Regions from separate parts of the Mus musculus genome. Here region 2 is linked to region 1. The links are chromatin loops, found by intact Hi-C in ENCODE. Cell type or tissue: left cerebral cortex. All regions are shown on one strand. Each heading gives the region's core, and the rest is flanking DNA. Links, peaks and the distances in the headings are about the cores only.

The links. Peaks named below come from ENCODE experiments on the same cell type or tissue, not always from the same donor. Only the 100,000 strongest peaks of a DNase experiment are listed, where the experiment ranks them.
Region 2: a loop joins it to region 1, with 2.5 times the contacts of the local background. A loop is called at or near these places in 2 of 42 quality-filtered maps.

The regions. Positions count from the first base shown.
Region 1 is chr4:129,456,709-129,467,352 of GRCm38, forward strand. It overlaps Bsdc1 (BSD domain containing 1), which reads left to right and starts at 4,971. Exons shown (of 11, transcript NM_133889.2): 1 at 4,971-4,997; 2 at 5,234-5,294; 3 at 8,522-8,638; 4 at 10,115-10,282. The coding sequence starts at 4,987. It also overlaps the pseudogene Gm24621. In left cerebral cortex, for the core only: no CTCF peak of the experiment used is centred there; DNase peaks (open chromatin) are centred at 4,801, 7,922 and 8,861; H3K4me3 peaks cover 1,896 bases; H3K27ac peaks cover 1,304 bases.
Region 2 is chr4:129,596,316-129,606,959 of GRCm38, forward strand. It overlaps Eif3i (eukaryotic translation initiation factor 3, subunit I), which reads right to left and starts at 4,333. Exons shown (of 11, transcript NM_018799.2): 1 at 4,279-4,333; 2 at 4,094-4,186; 3 at 2,640-2,727; 4 at 559-624. The coding sequence starts at 4,281. It overlaps Tmem234 (transmembrane protein 234), which reads left to right and starts at 4,365. Exons shown (of 5, transcript NM_029748.3): 1 at 4,365-4,416; 2 at 4,668-4,819; 3 at 5,880-5,946. The coding sequence starts at 4,401. In left cerebral cortex, for the core only: a CTCF peak has its summit at 4,293; DNase peaks (open chromatin) are centred at 4,327 and 4,691; H3K4me3 peaks cover 2,076 bases; H3K27ac peaks cover 846 bases.

The DNA.
Region 1 (10,644 bases), core at 1,042-9,041:
GCAGGCTGGCCTCGACCTCAGAAATCCTCCTGCCTCTGCCTCCCAAGTGCTGGGATTAAAGACCTGCGCCACCATAGCCTGGTTAGAAATTTGATTTTTAAAGTTTATTTTACTTTACATAAGAGTTTTTGCCTATATGCATATATGTACAGTACATGTGTACCTGTTGGCTTCCTTGGAACTGGGTGTAACAGGGCCCCAGACATTAGTAGGCCCTAAGACCCTAGCACAGCTGACTCCATGATGGAAGTGCCATTCAGGCTGTTAGACAGGTCGCCTGCTAAAACAAAAACAAAGGCCTAATCCATCAAAGCCCTTAGCTCTGGGAAATCTTCTAATGGACCAACCTTGTGGTTTTGGCTTCTATAGTTTAGCTTCTGGCTAACTGTTCTTGTTAACTGAAGGATGTCAACCCAGGGTGCTGTCTTTATGTTTAAAAGCTCACCCTGAGAAATGCTTGGGGCAACCCTGGGATCCTGAACTGTGTAATTATTGGCTGGGTAATAAAGACTTTCTATCAGCTTAAACCTATGTTGGAACAGTCTTCTCTTGCTGAACAGCCCACAACACAGGCTTGTGGATGGTTCTGAGCCATCATTTGGGTGCTGGAAATCAAATCCAGGTCCTTTGTCAGAGCAATAAGTGACCTTAACCACTAAACCATTTCTCCAGACCCAGAAACTTGATTTTAATTTTAATGGACAACTTCAAGCTCATATGAGAGTTCTAGCCTTTCCTAGTTTTATGGCCTTGGGAAGAGATTGGTGTCTCTAAATATTAAACATCTTAGTTTATTCTTAGATTTCTTGTTTAATAAGTTACCCTGTGGGCTGGTGAGATGGCTCAGCGGGTAAGAGCACCAACTGTTCTTCCACAGGTCCTGAGTTCAAATTCCAGCAACCACATGGTGGCTCACAACCACCCATAATGAGATCTGACGCCCTCTTCTGGTGCATCTGAAGACAGCTACAGTGTACTTATTTATAATAATAAATAAATAAAAATGAAAAAAAAAGTTACCCTGCTGTGAACACATCATTATTACATGGGCAAACAAAACAAAACAAGCCACCTTTTCAAAACGGTGTGTCTCATTATGTTTCTGCCTGGCCTGGAACTTGCTGTGGAGACCAGACTGACTTCAGACTCGGAGATCTGTCTGCCTCTAGCTTGTGAGTGCAGGGATTAGAGGTGTGAGCCGCTGTGAACTTTTCTTATCCAGTGGTGCATGTCCATAATCCCAGCACTTGGGTGCCTCTTCCAATGACCCAGCACCTTGAGTCTCCATAGGAGTTGTAGAGGTGGCAAAAAAGTGACATGATGCTGGCTTTGTTCTGAATGTAGAATGAAGCATTCCAGGACAGCCTAGGCTGTACAGCAAGTTTGGAGCCAGCTATATAGCAAGTGCATATGCGAGTGCTTGGTGCCTGCAGAGGCCAGAAGAGGCCCTTGGATCTTTTAGAACTGGAGTTATGGAAGGTTGTGAGCCATCTGTGAGTGTTAGGAATTGGATCTTCTGAAAAACAAAACAAAACAAAACAAAACAAACCCAAAAAAACAGCAGGGCTCTAATAGGCTAATAGGCGGTGCCATCTCTCCAGTCCCCCACAGATCCTGACTTAAAAGACAAAATTCTTACAAAATACTTAACTGGCAGGGGAGATGCCATGATCACAAAGGTGGTTTTCCCAGGGCGAGGCTCATCCATTGCATTCTGGGTGGGCTGACTCCTGTGATTTCCCCAAATGCAGGAAATTTGTGGTATAATAACTGCATAATGGCACCCAAGACAAGCAAAAATCTCTGTCTTCACAGAAATCCCAACTCTGGACAGAAGAGGCAGGTAATTTCTTTGTTTTGTTTTGTTTTTTTTTTTTTTTTTTTTTGGTTTTTCGAGACAGGGTTTCTCTGTATAGCCCTGGCTGTCCTGGAACTCACTTTGTAGACCAGGCTGGCCTCGAACTCAGAAATGCACCTGCCTCTGCCTCCCAAGTGCTGGGATTAAAGGCGTGCGCCACCACGCCCGGCCTTGTTTTGTTTTTTTAAGATTTATTTATTATATGTAAGTACACAGTAGCTGTCTTCAGACACCCCAAAAGAGGGCATCAGATCTCATAATAGATGGTTGTGAGCCACCATGTGGTTGCGGGGATCCGAACTCACGACCTTCAGAAGAGCAGTCGGAGCTCTTAACCACTGAGCCATCTCTCCAGCCCCAGAGGCAGGTAATTTCTTATCAAAGAAAAAAAACTAAAGTACACAATATTATCTATGGTGATGGATTTGGAGGGGAAAACTTGAGAAAGGAAGAAAGATGGCAGTCCTGGGGATGCAGATACTTTCGCTCTGGGTGGGATTGTTTGCTTTTTTTTTTTTTTTTTTTTTAAACTCTGTGTAGACCAGGCCTCAAACGCACAGAAATCCACCTGCCCCTGAAAGATCCTGACAGAATGTAAAAGGTCACAGAAGCCCTGAAATTGGCAAAATAGATTTCATTGTAAGCAGAACTAGCTTCACTGATCTAGAAAAATAGAGGTGCACAATGCTCTGGCCGCTCCTCGAACTCATGTGTCTGCCAATGTTCTGGCCGTTCCTTGAACCCATGTGTGTGCCCACTGCTGCACCTCACTGCCAGGTGTTTGTGATATTGGTTGCTGGGCTAGAGTTGGAAAATCTCCCCAGCAACCACAGCCGGGCCAATCTGGAGTTGCTACACCTGCACTAGACTCTTTCCTTGTACCCCTCCCATACCCATTTCTTGAGAAGACCTGGAAATCCCCTACTTCCCCCTTCTCCTCCCCCCCTCCCCGAGGGCCTATAAAAACTGGGACCCCTTTCCCCTCGAGGTCGACTCCTCTACCCCTGCGTGGGATGAGTCGTCCCTAGAGCTCTGGCTTTCCCCAAATAAAGCCTCATGTGGTTTGCATCAAGCTTGGTCTCTCATGAGATCTTGGGGGTCCGCTATTATCCCGAGGCCTGAGCGAGGGGCTCCTCTTGGGGTCTTTCACCCCCACCTCCAAGTGCTGGTATTTATGGTGCACAAGCTGCAGTTCTCAATAGCATGGTCAGAGTGGGTAAGAAACTGAGGTCAGAGAACTGCAGGCAGAGAAGACATGTTCAAGGGCTCAGGGTCAGGAAAGCACCAGAAAGTTTCTGGGAAATCTAAGTAGCCTTTGTATGTGGGGCAGTGTGAGCAAGGAGGGTGGAGGTGCAAGGTCAGACCAACCAGGTAGGAACAGAAAGGAGAACCCTGGGAGGAGGCACGGCCATCTGACTGGCATGGTTTTATGTGTGCGATTATAAATTAACAGTTCAGGGCTTGGATGTAATTTACTGATAGCATGTTTGCCTAGCACCTGCAATATCTTGGATTAAATTGTCTAGTTAAAAAAAAAAAAATACATGCCGGGCAGTGGTGGCGCATGCCTTTAACCCCAGCACTTGGGAGGTAGAGGCAGGCAGTAGTTCCAAGTGACCTTTAATGTGGGGAATGAAATTGCAAAGGTAGATTCTGTTGGGGATTAAAGAACTCAACTTGTTTCTTAGCCCATCTTGTTCAGTAGCACAAATCATTTATCACAGCATTTTTTAGCTTTAAACCTTGTGCATTCGTTGCAGGCAAAGCATGGACCTTAGAAGGGAGAAAGACCACTGGAAATTACTCATTCCATTTTTTCTCCCTTAACAGCCTTATGGTGGTCTACTTTATTTTTTTATTTATTTATTTATTTATTTATTTATTTTTATTACATATTTTCCTCAATTACATTTCCAACGCTATCCCAAAAGTCCCCCATACCCTCCCCCCCACTTCCTTACCCACTCATTCCCATTTTTTTTTTGGCCCTGGCATTCCCCTGTACTGGGGCATATACAGTTTGCGTGTCCAATGGGCCTCTCTTTCCAGTGATGGCAGACTAGGCCATCTTTTGATACATATGCAGCTAGAGTCAAGAGCTCCGGGGTACTGGTTAGTTCATAATGTTGTTCCACCTATAGGGTTGCAGATCCCTTTAGCTCCTTGGGTACTTTCTCTAGCTCCTCCATTGGGAGCCCTGTGATCCATCCAATAGTTGTTAGTTTTTTAGACAGGAGAAATACCAGCAACAATCTTTTTGAAAGTTAGATGGGAGGCCTTGGGGAACACTGGGAGAATTAGTATATAGCTTGTTCCTCAGGCAGGTAAGAGGCTATGGGATCAGGTAGCAGTGATGACCTTGATTACAGTGTAGCCTTCGAGGAGGGGAGTCAACCTCCTGCTGGAGGTGAAGGAGGGGTTTGTGTAGATTGAGGAAGTAGTAGGTAGGGCCACAGGATCTATGTAAATCCCCCTTCCACCACACAATAGACCTCAATTCCCCCCTATCAGTGGGATTTTTCCAGAACACTTTCAGCTAGCGTTTTCTTAAATCGGGCTTAAGAAATAATGTGAATATGTATCTGCCTCTCCAAATGATCCTGGGTGTCATCCCGAGGAGAGCTCTGGATTCTCCCCATAGCCTTACTCTGGCTCTGAGGTCCGCAATCGGAGCTTGCTGAATTAGCCTGCAGCAGAACACCAAGGAGCTGCTACGCGGCTGGCTTCACAAAGGGGGGCGGAACTTAACTCCAGGTTCTAAGAACACAACGTCCCAACCCGGCCTCTCCTTTCCTCGCCTCGCCTTCTAATTGGCGGTCTAACGAGCCTGCCGAAATTGGCCCGGAGAGGCCACTGTAGTCAGGGACTACCGGGAAAGCTAGCGGCTGGTTGGTGGGACCCGAGGACAATCTTACACACCATTGGATCGAGAGTTCAGAGGCGGGACAAATCGCATTTGGGACATGGATTGGACAAAGGCCAGACACATTGATGTAGGGGGGCGGGGACTGGGCGGAGAGTTGTCCTTGTGTTAAGATTGGGGCACGCTCATGGGGGCGGAGCCTGAGGGGGCGGTGCCGTGTCGGAAGTCAAAGGTCGGTAAATAGTGGTGATGTCATGCTGGCAAGATGGCGGAAGGGTGAGCTTGGCGTTCCGCTTTCTGGCGTTGGGGGCTTGGGCTTTTCGAGGGATGGGGTACTGGGCCAGGGGTCCCTGTTGGGGACAGGCTGCCGGTGCGGGTGCGGACTGAGCTGGAAGGGCAGAGCGGAGGCGTGGTGCGAGGGCATGGGGAAGCGGCCGGAAAAGCCTCATCTCCGGCCGGAGGCTGGGCTGGAGTCGCCCGGCAGGGCCGTCAGATGTGTCTGTCTTCCACAGGGAGGACGTGGGGTGGTGGCGGAGCTGGCTGCAGCAGAGCTACCAGGCAGTCAAAGAGAAGGTAAGCCGGGCCAGCACCCTTCCCTCGGCAGGGCACCGCGGCCGTCTCCTTGCAACCAACCCCAGCTAGCCCCTGCTTGGGTTTTTTTGAGCTTCTGTGAGGCCATTTACGAGAAAAGGGTAGAACACCACCACTAACAACATCTTACTCTTAAACAGCAATATTTATTAGAATATGTGACAGTCACTACTCACAGACAGGTTGGGAGGATATAGACCTTAGCCAGACAGATAGTCTTGGGCCTCACAAAGCTCAGTCTGGTGTGGAGGCAGTCAAGCAAAATAGTTGCTTAGTTACTGTTGTGAATACCGGGAAAGGGCAGTCCCTAATTGTCCAGACTAGGGAGTCATGAGCATGCCAAGGAAGGTGTAGCCAAGAATCCGGGTAGAGATGAGGATTGCCATATGCGCTGGTACCTGATGGTGCCTATGTGACTGGTTTACAAAGGGATGAGGGGGGGCCAGAGAGTGGAGACCTGGGGAAGTGGCTGTGATTGTGACTAATGCTTGTCCTTGTCCTAGGCAATGCCAGTTGGTGTTCCTGTTTTATCCCACATTCCTTTATTTACAGGCAGCCCAACTAAGTCGTGGGGTAACTAATTACTGTTTACCTCAAGCAAGTGAAGGGAGTCGTGCTTCAGGGCAGACTCCGAGAGGCTTCTGATCTCAAGTCAGCCCAGTACTTTAGGAACGGTTTTTGTTTGTTTGGTTTTTGGTTTTTTGGTTTTTGTTTTTATTTTCTCCTTGCTCCGGGTTCTCCTGGGAAGCCTCCGCTCAAGCTACAGCTCAGCACATCTGAGAATTCCCTGTGCTGGAAGTTTTATTGATGATGGAGAGGCAGGACTTTACGCTAAGGATTAATATGAGACCTCAAGCATGCAAAGAAAGTGTGCTATCCGGCAGGTGTCCTGTCCTGTGAGGACTCCCCGTGTGTTTCGAGGCTTTCAGGAAGAGACTTAATCTCTCCCTTTAGTTCCTTACATTTCTGGGAACTTGGACAAGTTATTTTGTTGTTATTGGTGGTGGTCGTGGTTTGTTTTATTTTGAGACAGGGTCTCATGGTGTATGTCGCCCTTGGCTGCCCTGGGACCATTATGTAGACCAGGCTGGCCTCAGCCTCACAGAGATCCGCCTCCTTCTGCTTCCTGAGTGTTGAGATTAAAGGCGTGTAGCTTATGACTTGGGCAAGTTTGTTTATCTGGTTTCTTCTTCTTCTTCTTCTTCTTCTTCTTCTTACCTTCCTCACTGTGAAATGGCAGTACCTCTCTAATGCGATGTCACGAGGATCACATGATAATATGCAGAACACTCAGACAATATGTGGTCTCTCTGGGTGCTACATAGGCATTCGCTCTTTATTAAGTGACTCAGTAAAACTCAGTCACCGTTTTTCGACTTTTCCCTTGCTCCTCTGCTGCCGTCTTTGCTGCTGGCCATCTCCGCTCCCTTTGGGTCGGTGTCTTCCTGCTCTCTTAGCAAACGTCCTCTCATTTTGAGAGGGGCGTGTAACCTGACTTCCTCTGCTTGCTTCCTTCCCACTCCTGCCTTGAGTCTACTGAGTCCCCATCCAGTGCATCCAAGTTCATGTACAGATCCAACGCGTCCAAGTTCATGTACAGACAGACACAGCACTAGAGAAAGCTCTGCTGCATTGTGTGCTCCCCCGACACGTGCCCTGGTCTCACTTCGTCTAGGCACGCCCCCAACAGACCTTTTCTCCCTCTTATTTTACTCTTCCCCTTGACGTCGGAAACTCTTCCCTCAAGTCTGTGTTCAGCAGCCTGGCATACTTTAAAAATACGACGTCAATAAGCTTGATTTCGGGTTACTCCCTCCCCACCCCTGAAGCCACCACCTGGACACTTATCTGTAATGACAGTCATTTCACACTTGCCAGCTCCACTGGGTACTTTTTAGCCCTTATCTTTCTGGAACTTTCTGCAGCAGTTGGCACTACCATGCTCCCCACCCCACCCTACCCCACCTTTTTTTGAACTGTCACTCTTCCGACTTTTGTGATGTAACTCTCTCCCAGTTCTCCACACCCTTGTGCACTGTGCAGGTTTTTCTTTCCTGACTGTTGAACTCATGTTCCTCTACCTGCCCTTAAAGATGGGCCTCTGAAGATCTTTGTCCTCAGCTCACAACTGTGTGTGCTCTGCATGGTCTGTTGCGCACTTCTCCTTGCAGGTGACGCCTGCTTCTTTCCCTAGACTCTTTGATGCTATGCTCTTACTGGACAACTACTCTTACCGGACTCTGAGTGGCTAAAAATGTGCCAGTCACTAGAGGGACATATTAAAAATGAAAATCTCATTGTGTCCTACATGCTTCACCCTCTTAGTGGTTCCTTATTGTCCCACTGTGTCATGCCAGGTCAGAAGTAGGCAGGCCCATCCAGGAAAAACAAAATGAAAAACCTGAATACTCAAAAACATGCTTTGGCTGGGCATGACAGTGCACATCTGTAATCTCAGCACTTGGGAGGGAGGCGGGGCTGAAGGATCAGACTGCATAGTAAACCTCCTCAAAAGAAAACATTCAGGGGATTGATCCCTGGGAAGTGAGAGGACATGCAAGATGGGGTGAGTACAGGTGCTCCAGGAAGTCGTGTTGCAGTTTTCGAGCACAAGATGAGGAAGTCACACAGCAGGCAGCAGAGGACCAGCTGGCTCAAACTAGCTCTGAAGTAGGTCAGCCAGACAGGCAAACATCACTCATTCCAAAGAAACTTAATGGAGAATCAAAACCCGGAAGAGTGGAACCAAGACCTGAGAGAGAAGCCATTCTTCTGGATTGGGGGGGGGGGGAGGGTCTTTTAATCCCAGCACTTGGGAAGCAGAGGCAGGCGAATCTTGGAGTTTGAGAGAGTGAGATCCAGGACAGTGAGGGATACACAGAGAAACCCTGTCTCGAAAAATTAAACAAAACAAAACACCCATACCAAGTTTTAAAAGCTTGTTTGGAAAATATGTATATGTTTTAACGCTGTTCTGGCTTTGAGATTATTTGTTAGGAGAAAAACAATGGATGACTGAGCGGACTCACTTGTGGGCACATAGTTATGAGACTCAGTCCTTAGTCTAGGGGATCCCAGGGCATAGAATCGCGACAAGTCAGCATTATTCCCAATGTCACTCTTAGGGCTCTTAAGCCACTCATGTTTCCACATACATACGTGGGATGATGGAGTCTGCCAGCTTTGTCCTCCTTCTCTGTCTTCCATAGTCCACGGAAGCTTTGGAGTTCATGAAGCGGGACCTGACAGAATTTACCCAGGTGGTTCAGCATGACACGGCCTGCACCATAGCAGCCACAGCCAGTGTGGTCAAGGAGAAGCTGGCCGTGAGTACTGCCACGCCTCGAGTGACCGCCCCTCACTGAGTGCTCTGCCCTGGGAACTGGGTGGGCAAGGCCCTGTGTGAAAGTCCAGCCCAAATGTATGAATGGCAATTGGTAAACTGCTGTGAGTCTAACCCGTAACAAGCACCCCTTCCTTCATTGGTTTATCTTCATGACTGTGTACTTGTAGCAGCGTGTGTGCCAGATGCTACTGTAGGTCCTGGGTTGCAGATGCGTAGGCAGCTCAATCAAGAATAAATCCTGCTAGAGGCTGGAGAGACGCCTCCTTCAGAGAACTTAAATTCAGTCCCCAGCACCCATGTCAGGCAGCTCACAACTCACAACCACTCTAATTCCAGGGGCTTCAGTGCCCTCTTCTGGCCTCTGTGGAGGGCACCTGCAAATCCATGCATGAATACACACACACACACACAAACTTTTTAAAAAAGAAGAGATAATGTCGATATGTACTAACACTTGGGAGGTGGAGCCTGAACTATATAGCAGAATCTTGTCTTAGCAAAGCAAAATTAATATTATAGTTTTGCATAAGATGTTGCAGTCTGGTCTGCCTTTCAGTTCATTATCCCTGCAAACAGATGGCATGCTGACCCAAGATGGACGGTTGCTTGCACCTCCAGAGGAGTCATTTGCTTTCAACTGTCCCCCTGTCAAACAAGGCTGGCTGTCCATATGTCTGCCCAACATCTGCAGGATATTTTACTTCCTTAGCAATAATAAAAACGTCTGTCAGGTAACATCCTTGACTTATTTATCCACAAAAGACAGACTCAGAGAGGATTCCAGTCTCATAGCCACCAGTGTTAGACCTGGGATTCAACACTGCCACCCATCTCAGCCTTCTCTCCTGCTAGAGTGACATGGATCTTCTTTCAGGGTGTGTGTGTGTGTGTGTGTGTAAATGTGCATGTGCACACGCACACATGTTCATGTGGGTTCACGTGTTTGTGTGCAGATGCCTCTAGAAGCAAGGACGACCTTCGACATTCTGTGGCTGTCCACCATGTTTCTTGAGACAGTGTCTCTCACTGGTCCTGAAACTTGTCAGACTCTTCTCTGCCCTCTGCCCAGTGAGCACCAGGGATCTGCCTGTCTTTGCCTCCCTGTCTCTGTCATCAAACCTAGCGCTTTATACGGCTCTATAGGACTGAACCCAGGCCCTTAGGCCTGTATAGTGAGCACTTTTACCTGGGTCGTCTCCCTAACCCTCCTGACACTTTTTGATCAACCTTGCCTGATATTTTGTTGTAATAACCAACAAATTGAAGCTCTCTTCATGCCTACCTTGGCCACGTTCTACATCCCAGCTGGGACTGGAGGGCTCTAGTTACCTCCTCCAGTCTGAGATGGGAGAAGGGTTTTTCATGTCTCTGCTCATGTCCTCCTCCCATGGTACTAGACCCCAGGTTGCATCCTGCCCCTAGTATACTGTCTTCCTTTCTTTGGTTTTCTCTGCAGACTGAAGGCTCCTCAGGAGCAACAGAAAAAGTGAAGAAGGGGTTATCCGACTTCTTAGGGGTGATCTCAGATACCTTTGCCCCCTCTCCAGACAAAACCATCGACTGTGATGTCATCACCCTGATGGGTACACCCTCTGGCACAGCTGAGCCATATGACGGCACCAAGGTATTCACTGAGCCTTTGCTGGAGATTGAAAACTTCACTTACCGACCTCTGATCATACAAGCAATCATGTGTTCAGGCTAGAAATAGACATAGATTTGTATAATTGGGGAACATGAATAACAAAGTAGGTAATTGCTGTCTTTCTTTTTTTGTTCATTTGTTTGTTTGGGTTTTTTTGAGTAAGTGTTTCTCTGTGTAACAACCCTGTCTGTGTTGCTCTGTAAACCATGCTGGCCTCTGCCTCTCTGCCTCTCTGCCTCTGCCCCTGCCCCTGCCCTCCGAGTACTGGGATCCAAGGAGCTGTATTTCTGGTCCCATGACCTTATTACCCAGAGAGGCCTCTGCTTCCTCCCTGGCTCCTA
Region 2 (10,644 bases), core at 988-8,987, 140 kb after region 1:
GTGGTCCTATGGGAGCCAAAGCCCTCTTCTGATTTGCTCATGTACACGCAGACAAGACATCCATATACATAAAATATACAAATCTTAAAATAACTTAATTCTAATTAATAAAAACTTAGTTGGTGGTTTTTGCTTTTATTTTATACATATATTTTTTGGATTTTCAGGGAGGGTTTCTCTGTGTAGATCTTCCTGCCTTGGCCTCTCTAGTGCTGGGATGAGGTGTGTGCCGTTACCCAGCTTGTCCTAGCTCCTGGACACTACTTGCTTTCATCCCTGCTCTTTGTTGCCCAGGTAAGCTCCAGCTCAAGGGACATTCACCTTGAGAAAGGCAACTCATCTCCACTCCAGGACGTCCACTGCCCCTTCTGGCCTTCCTTGAACATGGCTTTTTATCTTTTTACCATGGCCTCTTTCCCCCAGTTAAGTTCCTTGCTGTTCTGTTTGTTGATTCTTACTCTCTAGACTGGAGACCATCTGTGAACTTATCTCTAGTTCTCTAGAATACATTTGCCTAGACAGGGACTTTTGCTAAGAAAGTGAGTGGCCCAGGCTTACCTGTTTCACAGTCCCAGAGACGACAGCTGTTGTCAGCTGAGCCAGTAAGGACATGCTTGGTGTCCCCTGGGGAAGGTGTTAAGAAACATGACTAGGGCTGGAGAGACGCTCAGTGGTTAGAGCACTGGCTGCTCTTCTAGGGGACTTGGGTTAGAATCCCAGCCCCTACATGGTGGTTCCCAACTCCAGTTCCAGGGGGATCCAATGGCCACTTGTGGCTTCCAAAGGCACTAGGCACACCTACACATACCAGGCAAATCACTCCTAGACACAGAATGACTAGGGCTGGGGAGACAGTCCAATGGGTAAAATGGTCTGTGTGCAAATCTGAGGACCTCAGTCCAGATCGCCGACACCCACATAGAGACTCTGGTGTGGCTGTAATTCCAGTGTTGAGAGATGAAGACAGGAAATTCAGTGACTGGCTGGCCAAGTCTAGCCAATCAGGGAGCTACAGACTCAGTGAAAAGTTGTTTTGTTTTTGTCTCAAAGAACAAGTTGTAGGGGGCTGGAGAGATGGCTCAGGGGTTAAGAGCAAGGACTGTTCTTCCAAAGGTCCTGAGTTCAAATCCCAGCAACCACATGGTGGCTCACAACCATCCGAAATGAGATCAGATGCCCTCTTCTGGGGTGTCTGAAGACAGCAACAGTGTACTTACAGATAATAAATAAAAATAAAAAACAAAAAAACAACAACAAGTTAGAACCAGGCGGTGTTGATGTATGTCTTTGATCCTACGCTTGGGAAGCAGAGACAGGTGGATCTCTTTTTTTTTTTTTTTTTTTTTGGTGTGTGTGGGGGGGTGGGTGTTGGTTTTTCAAGACAGGGTTTCTCTGTATAGCCCTGGCTGTTCTGGAACTTACTTTGTAGACCAGGCTGGCCTCGAACTCAGAAATCTGCCTGCCTCTGCCTCCCGAGTGCTGGGATCAAAGGCATGCGTCACCACGCCCAGCCAGGTGGATCTCTTAAGGCCTACCTGGTCTGCAGAGAGTTCCAAGACAGCCAACGCTACCATAGTGAGACAATGTCTTGAAAACCAAAAAACAGGGGCTGGAGAGATGGCTCAGTAGTTAAGAGCACTGACTGTTCTTCCAGAGGTCCTGAGTTCAAATCCTAGCAACCACATGGTGGCTCACAACCATCTGTAATGGGATCTGATGTCCTCTTCTGGTGTGTCTGAAGATAGTTACTGTGTACTCACACATATAAAATAAATAAACCTTAAAAAAATTTAAAAAGAAAAAAAAAGAAAACCAAAAACCAAACCAAAAACCCCTAAACAAACAAACAAACAAACAAACAAAGCTGGAGAGATGGCTCAGTCGTTAGAGCAATGGCTGCTCTTCCAGAAGACCCAGTTAGGTTCCTAGCACCCACATAGTAGCTCGCAACCATTTATAACTCCTGTCCTAAGGGATCTGCGGCCTTCTGTCATTTAAAGGAAAATGGCTAGCAAAGTACACACAAGGTACACAGACACATATGCAGCAAAACACCCATACAAATAAAACCAATCTTTAAGCTGGGCAGTAGTGGCGCATGCCTCTAATCCCAGCACTCAGGAGGCAGAGACCAGCCTGGTCTACAGAGTGACAGTCCAGGACAGCCAGGGCTATAAAGAGAAACCCTGTCTTGAAAAACAAACAAAAAAAAAAAAAAAAAAAAAACCCAAAAACCAAAAAACACCAAAACCAAAACCCCTAATCTTTAGGGAAAAGAAAAATGATAAAAAAGATTAAAAAAAAAAAAAAAGGTTGAAGAACAACTTAAGACCTGATGCCTCCATTTGTCCCTACTCCTGTGCACACAGATTCACCACGCACATATATACAAATAAGAATACATAGTCCACCTAGTCCATATCTTCTTGGAAGCCATCAGAGCATCTCCCAGGTCAGTCCCAAAGAGACTTTCTCACTTTTACCTCAGAGTGCCCTGACCTCTGAATTCCCAAACTTGAACCTGTCCTAGTTTCCCACAGGATGAAGTAGCTGGGAGTAGGGAGTGTTATTCTCTAGACCGCCACAACATGCCAAAGCCAGTATCTCCAAGGCTGGCTAACCCATGGCCAAAAGGATACAGTCAGCATCCACGCACCACACAGCTCCAGTGTGGCCCATGTAGGTGCCTAGCCTCTCCCCATTGACAGAGTACCACACGTTGACGATCTGGAAAGAGTAAAATGATAGGATGGTCACATCCCAAAATAATCAATAGCTTAGCTTGCACTACAAACCCTCTGCAGGCTCTAGCCAAGCCAGGTTTGCCTTCTGCTCATTTACCAGTGAAGAGCTGATAGGACCGCCCAGCTCCTGGGTTCTCCTCCTTTCCTAACATAAGCTGTAGAAGAGCCAGGCCTCCAATAGCATCCTCATGTGCTTTTGTCTGGAGTCAGAAGAGGTAAAGGCCAACCTGAGTTGCAGTGTGAAAAAAAACCTTTCGGGTCCTGTTCAATTGACTCCGGATGACAGTAAGGATGTATGGGCTCCACTGCTTTGTCACTAGCTCACTGTGTGATCTTAAATACAGAGCTCCCTTCCTTTAAATGGCTAGGAGAGCTGAAGAGAAGGCTCAGAGCTTAAAGAGCACTGGCTGCTCCTCCAGATGACTTGGGTTTGATTCCCAACACCCACATGATGGCTTACAACAATCTGTATCTGCAGTTCCAGGAGATTTGATATCCTCTTCTGGCCTTCACAGGCACCAGGCACTCACATGCTATGTAGACATACAATGCAGCAAAGCACCCATACACATAAAATAAACAAAATCATTACACACACATACATTAAAAAAAAAAAATGACTGGGAGGGGCTGTGTGTGGTAGCACACACTTGTATTCCCAAGACCAGGAGGCTGAGGCAGGAGGATGGAGAGGTGTGCTGGCCACCATGGACAGATACCCCACTCTTGTCAACAGCTTTCTTCAAAGGGCAGCTGTGAAGCTCCAATGAAACCATGTCTATGAAACTTAAAATAAGTGACTTACATGCATCGGGTACAGTGCAAAACGATTTACAGAAATGACCTCACTCTGCTGAGGGAGCTAATTAAAGTCTCCATGTTTTATTAAAAGGGAAAACTGTGGTTTATAGAAAAGGTAAATGTCATGTTCAAAGTCACACTGCTTAGTAGGAGCAGGAGTTAGGGCTCAGATCTCAAGCTCCGACTTAACTCTCCACTGTTAACTATCAGTTTATTGCCTCCAATGCAAATGCCTCAAAAGACAATCCCCAAAGGAAACAAAGTGGGATTGAACAGACCACTTGATTCTGTCCTGTCCTGTCCCTGGGCTCCCTTCCAGTCTCCTGATTCTCTTCTCCCTGGCTAGGTACCCTTCCCTTCCAGATTTCCCTGGCGGAATGCTGTCGCCAACCTACCGCGGTATGGGGTTGGTTTTCCCTACTTATCAGAAAAATTTCCCTCCCGCAGGCAGTAAACCTTGTCCACCCGCAGTCCGGGCGGCGCGAACTCGCCCCCTCCGGGCCCCCCGCCCCGGACCCCCGGCCGCCCGCCCTCACGCAGTCGCTCACAGGGTCTTTGGCCACGGTGAAGAGAAGGTCTCCTTCGCGGTTATACTTGATCTGCGTGATGGACCGCTCATGGCCCTGCAGCAGGATGGGTTTCTGTGGGGACAGAACCGGGGTGTCAGTGCCGGGAACCCCGTCCCATGCCTACTGAGGCCCCCCGACGGCAGCACGCCGCGCCTGGAACTCACCATCCTGGCGGTGACGCGAGGAGAGAGGCAATGTGAGTGGGACCGGAAAAAGACTAGGGACGACTTCCGGATGCGGGGGCTCCGCCCTCTCGCTCCCGGAAGTAGAAGGGCCTGGCGTTTTCATGGCGGCGTCCTGGGGTGGGTAGCCGGGCCCCCCACCTCCGCGGGCTCCGACTCTGGCTCGGGAGCTCTGTTCTCAGTCTCCTGGCATCCCCGAGCCTCAGGAATGCTGAGCCACGCACCCTGGTCTCACTTCGGCCGCCCTCTGGGCGGGTCCTCCCGACCGATCACAGCCCGGCGGGAAGAGGGAGGGAGGGAGATGGAGCCGGGCAGCAGGGTGCAGGAGGCCGGAGGAGGACCCGGGTGACTTTCTGACCCTTTGCTTTCAGGGCAGGTGCTTGCTCTGGTGCTGGTGGCCGCACTGTGGGGTGGCACGCAGCCGCTGCTGAAGCGAGCCTCCTCCGGCCTGGAGCAAGTGCGTGAGCGGACGTGGGCCTGGCAGCTGTTGCAGGAGATAAAGGCTCTCTTCGGGAATACTGAGGTGCGTCTAGCTCTCACGGACGAGCCCCTGAAAATTTCACCATAGGTCGGCCGTATTCCCAGCCCATCTCTTACTCACTAGAAGTTCCTGGAAGAGTCATTTATCCTCTGTGAGTCTGTTTCGTCAAAAAAATGGAAAATTTAATGATAACCCTTGTATAGGGCTGATATAAGAACTCAAGTAAGACACATAAAACACTTAGCATTGGGCCTAGTACAGGGTACATGTTCAATCAATGACTATTTTTGCTTATTGTTTGTTTTTGGAGACAGGGTTTCTCTGTGTATCCCTGGCTACCCTGAACTCACTAGCCTCGAATTCAGAGATCAGCCTGCATCTGACTCCTGAGTGCTGGGATTAAAGGCGCCACCACTGCCAGGCTCCAGGACTACTCTTAAGGTCATCATCACCAAGTTGAGCTTTCTTTCGGCTCAACTTGCCCTGGGGTAGAACATAAGGAAAGCTATCGAGAACTGCCCATGGCTGCCTATGTAAGCTAGCTAGATATGCCCTACTCTGAGGGTTAGGGGGAAGGAGAGAGGTACTATATTTATAGTACTGTGTGAATTCTGTACAGAGAGATGAAGCTGGAGGACATGGAGTGGGCTACTTAGAAGGGGTAACACTGTCACTCAAGGCCTTATACCAGCAGGGACGATGGGAACTGGCCATGACGAGGGAGAGGGCATTTAAGGCAATAGAGTACATTGAATGCGTTTCTCTGTTTGCTCTAAGGGGTCTTCAAACACATGAGCGGTCCCTGAGCATTTGTAACCATGCCAACCCCCGTGGGAAGGTGCAAGCCAGAACAGGGACTCTCGAACTGGGTAACAACTGGCAAGGGGTCTGACACCAGATATCCTGCATATCAGATACTTACGTGACAGTCCATAACTGTAGTAAAATTACAGTTGTGAAGTGGCAATGAAAATAATTTTATGGTTGGGGGGTCCCCACAACATGAGGAACTGGATTAAAGGGTCGCAGCATTAGGAAGGTTGAGAACTGGGAAAGCCGTTGCACACGCAGGCAGCCCCTGACAGGTCTCTCCTCTTTCTAGTACCTGATGCCCTTTCTCCTCAATCAGAGTGGATCCCTTCTCTACTACTTGACTTTGGCATCAACAGGTGGGTCTCTGGCTCGGGTCTTCTCTGGGGTGGACGCCATATTTTACGAAGGGAACCTGAAAGACCTTGCACCTGTCAATGAGGCAGAGCACCGGTTTCTGGTCCTTCTGTGGGTCACAGGGCCAGTGAGGCGAGTCAGTGTGCAGCGGCGGCGGCAGCAGGAGGCTCATTGTGGTCTCCTAAGTGGTGATGTCCTTTATCATCTGGGAGGAGGGGGTTTTCCTGATACGTTTGCTGTGTGTTTGATGGTTGTTTTCATTTTCTATTAGAATTTATTTTGTGTGTGCACATGTGTCACAGTGTGTGTTTGGTCAGAGGACAGGTTTTAGGAGTAGGTTCTCCTTGTGTCTTGTAGATTCTAGTAAGGAGCTGGGACCATCAGTCCTGATGGCGAATGCCTCTCCCCACTGAGCGGCTGGGCTGGCCGGACTGCCTTGTTTGTTGTTTTTGGGAGAGTCTCACTATCTAACTGGGACTGGCTTCCAAGTTCTCAGCCTCATGCCCAAGTGCTAGGGCTGTAGGTGTTCCCCAAGCAGCCATGTAAGTGACACGCTGATGGTTTGATCCCTGTATCCTCCCTGCCTGGCCTGGAGTAAGTCCTTTATTTGAGTTTTGACTTTATATAGTGGGATTCATAGCGTTATGGAGATTAATTCAGTCTATGGGAAGAATGTAGCCAAGTCCCTGACAATATCAGAGAGGCTCAATCAATATCAGTATCCTTTCTCCAAGTGTTTGTTGACTGTTCCTATTAATCAGACTATATGTTTTATTTATATTATGACCTTCTGAAACAGACATGCTTATATTCATGGAGATGATGGGCAGTTTATTATGCTTGCCTTTGTAAATGTATTTTTTATCTGCCTGATGTAATTGTCACTTGGAGACTCACTGCTGAGTAAGCTCGCCCTTTCTAGTTCTTTCTGAACTCTGGCTGGCTGGTTCAATCCCCTGCAACCACATGGTGGCTCACAACCATCTGTAATGGGATCTGATGTGCTCTCCTGGTATGCAGGCAGAATACTCATACATAAATAAGCTTAAAACAAACAAACAAACAAACAAACAAAACCTTTCCCGGTATAACTGCGCTCTTCCTCTCTCCCTTCCCTCCCCCTCCCCCTCTCCCTCTCCCTCCCTCCCTCTCTCTTTCCTCCCCCCCACCCCCCAGCTGCTCATACCTGTAACCCCAGGACTCAGAGGTTAAGGGCGAAGGCAGGAAGAGAGCCACAAGGTCATGGACGTTCTGGGATATGTAATGTGTCCTGGAACACTTAGTTCTAGGCCAGGCTGTCTCAAGAAATTTAACAAGTGTTAGGGATCAAATTTAGGGTGTTCATTAAAAGTGGAGCAGTCAGGCGTTGTGGTCATACCTGTAATCCTAGTACTCAGGAGCTCACGGTCAGCGGAGGTCAGCCTCAGCTACAAGGAGTGTGAGGGCAGCCAGTGGGTGTGACTCGCCATGTGGGTGTGAGAAACAAACCCAGCAAGTGCTCGTAATCTCTGCACCATCTCTCTGGATTCTCATGATTTTTAAATATTTATTACGTGTGTATGTGTGTGAGTGTGTTAATGTACCTGTGCCTGTTGAGATCATAAAACAGCATTTGGCCCTTCATGTGGCTCCTATAGACCAAAGTCAGGTTGGCAGTAGACATCCTTACCCACTGAGGCATCTTACCCATCCCTTGGCCAGCCTCTCTCTAAACAGAAACCTTAAGCCTTTGAGTATATGACTTTGTTCAGTCGCTGTTTCCCTTATAACAGTGGTAAGTGCTGTGGAAATGCATCACAATGCACAGAGTGCCCAGCGAGTGCTAACCCTGGGAGCTGAGTGGTATGCTCGAACACTCATTCTGCTGTGCCTAGAGTGCCTGTCTGTCCTCTGGCCTTGAAATCTCCATTCTCTTTGAGGGTAAAGACCTCATTCTTGTATTGTTTTGAGGTTAGTTCTCTCTGTGCAGTCTTGGCTGTCCTAAGATCAGGCTGGCCTCAGATTCACAAAGATACACATCCTTTGCCTTCTGAGTGCTTGGACTAAGGTGTGTGCCAGCATGCCTGGCTGTTGTTTTTGAAATGATCCTACTCTGTAGCCAGGCTGGAATTCAGGTATAGCCCAGGATGGCCTTGAACTCCTGGCTGTCTTCCTGTCTCAGCCTCCTAAGTGCTGGGAATGCAAGTGTGAGCTAGGAACTTGTCAGGATCTTATTTTTATTATCTAAGCAGGAATGGGAGGTGGCTGGGTAGTTAAGAGAACTTCTTCCTCTTGAGGACCCCAGTTCAATTCCCAGCAGCGCATGATGACACACACTGTTCCAGAAGGTTCTGACCTCCATAGGTACAACACATGCATGAAAGCAAAATACTCATACACACCTAAATCTTTAAAGAGAGAAAGGAAGGGGTCCCTCCACAACTGGAGCGGGGTGTCCCTAAAGCTCTCGCCTGCCTGTGGATCTCATTCCTCTAACTGGGCTGCCTTGTCTGGTCTCAGTGGGAGAGGATGCACCCAGCCCTACAAAGACTTGATGTGCCAGGGAGGGAGGATACCAAAGTGGGACTCCTCCCTCTTAGAGGAAAAGGGAAGGAGGAATTGGGGGTGGGGACAGCAATAGGAATGTAAAGTGAATAAATTAATTCATGGGGGGGCTGAGGGGGAAGCAAACAGCGAGGCTGGTGTCAGACCTCAGAGGTGTTGATGCTGAGTCCTGATAAAGCATTGAACTTAGAGGCAGCCCTAAGCCTCCCTCGAGTCACTTCTGTGGACATGAGCCCATTCTCTGTGTAGCTCAGCCATGTTAACTGGAAACGGCAAAAGTCACGAAGCCAGCAGTGCTGTCTGACACAGCTCCAGCACTGAGCCCAAGGCTGCCATCGATGTCTTTCTGTCTCTTTTGGTTTTGGTCTCTGTGTGTTGCCTTCTTGGGAACTTTCTGTATTATAATTCATTTTATGTCTTTTCCTGAGAAAATTATGTCTGAGTCTTTCAAAAAGTCTTAAATGTACTTAAACTTCTGCTTTTAACTTTATCTGGCCGTATTGGAAGTCTTCCTTAGCCCTGGAGAAGTACAGGTGAGCCTCACAGATGAGAAGCTGGGATCCCAGATGAGGCCACCAGTCCAGGAGTCTGCTGGGGTGTCCACCCCCGAGCTAGCTCAGACGGTATGATTGGTGCCGCGTAAACCGAGACAACTGACAGACTCTGACTAGCCAGAAGAATAAGTTACAATATTCTTAGAGCTCTCTGATAATGTGGTTTAAAAATAGGGCATCACATAGGTTATACTTCTGGAGGACTAGAATTTCATAAACAAGACTGACTAAACTTTTTCTACTTTATAACGTAGATGGTGAAACAATATAATAAAAGAAGTTAGGTGTTAGTATTTGCTATTCATGGAAAGACCAGTTCAGACATTTTCTGTTTAGCTTTAAATGTTTAATGCTTTAAAACTTTAAACACGGGCTGGTGAGATGGCTCAGTGGGTAAGAGCACCCGACTGCTCTTCCGAAGGTTGGAAGTTCAAATCCCAGCAACCACATGGTGGCTCACAACCACCCGTAATGAGATCAGATGCCCTCTTCTGGTGCATCTGAAGATAGCTACAGTGTACTTTACATATAATAAATAAATAAATAAATAAATAAATAAATAAATAAATAAATAAATAAAAAAAACTTTAAACACTTCCAGCCTAAAGCAGGCTGTCATATAAGAAACGTTTGCTTTGAGGCATTCTTTAGATTCTTTAAATCGGAGTTATAGGGCCAAGAACAGTAAAATCTGTTCTGTTTGTATTTTCTTCTCTCTCTCTCTTTTTTTTTTTCGAGACAGGGTTTCTCTGTGTAGCCCTGGCTGTCCTGGAACTCACTTTGTAGACCAGGCTGGCCTCGAACTCAGAAATCTGCCTGCCTCTGCCTCCCAAGTGCTGGGATTAAAGCCGTGCGTCACCACTGCCCGGCAACTGTTTGTATTTTCTAGTTGTGACTGAACCTGTTACCCTGGACATGTAATGAAAAACTCAAACACATAATCCGTACTTCCTGGTTAATCAGTGTCTGTCTGTGTTCTGTGAAGCCTGTGTAAAGAAAGAAGGTCCTAAGTCAGAGCTGAGGCTCCCAAGCACCTTGTCTGACTCGTTCTCTCCCCAAGACTCCTGGTTTCCTGTACAGGCCACTGTCCGACCTTTCCCAACCTCCACACAAGTGCTGGGGTGAGCCAGACACAGATCTCTGCGCTTAGCAGGCTCTTTACTGACCAAGTGTGTCCCCAGTATGCGTCCCATACTTTTTAGTATTCCTGCTATGTGGCCCAGGCTGACCTCAAACTTGATCTTCCTGCCTCAGCCTCCTTGTGGCTGGGATTGTAGCTCTGTTTCTCAGCATCTGCTTCATGTGTCATAGTTTTATTTCTTTTCCAGATAGAATGTTGCTATGTAGCCCAGCTGTCCGGGAACTCCTGAGGAAAACAGGCTGGCCTGAACTCGGAGATCGGCCTGCTTCTGCTTCCAGAGTGATTGAATTAAAAATGTGTCTTTTTTTGCCAGGCGTGGTGGTGCACGCCTTTAATCCCAGCACTTGGGAGGCAGAGGCAGGCGGATTTCTGAGTTCGAGGCCAGCCTGGTCTACAGAGTGAGTTCCAGGACAGCCAGGGCTACAGAGAAACCCTGGAAAACCAAAAACCAAAACCAAAAC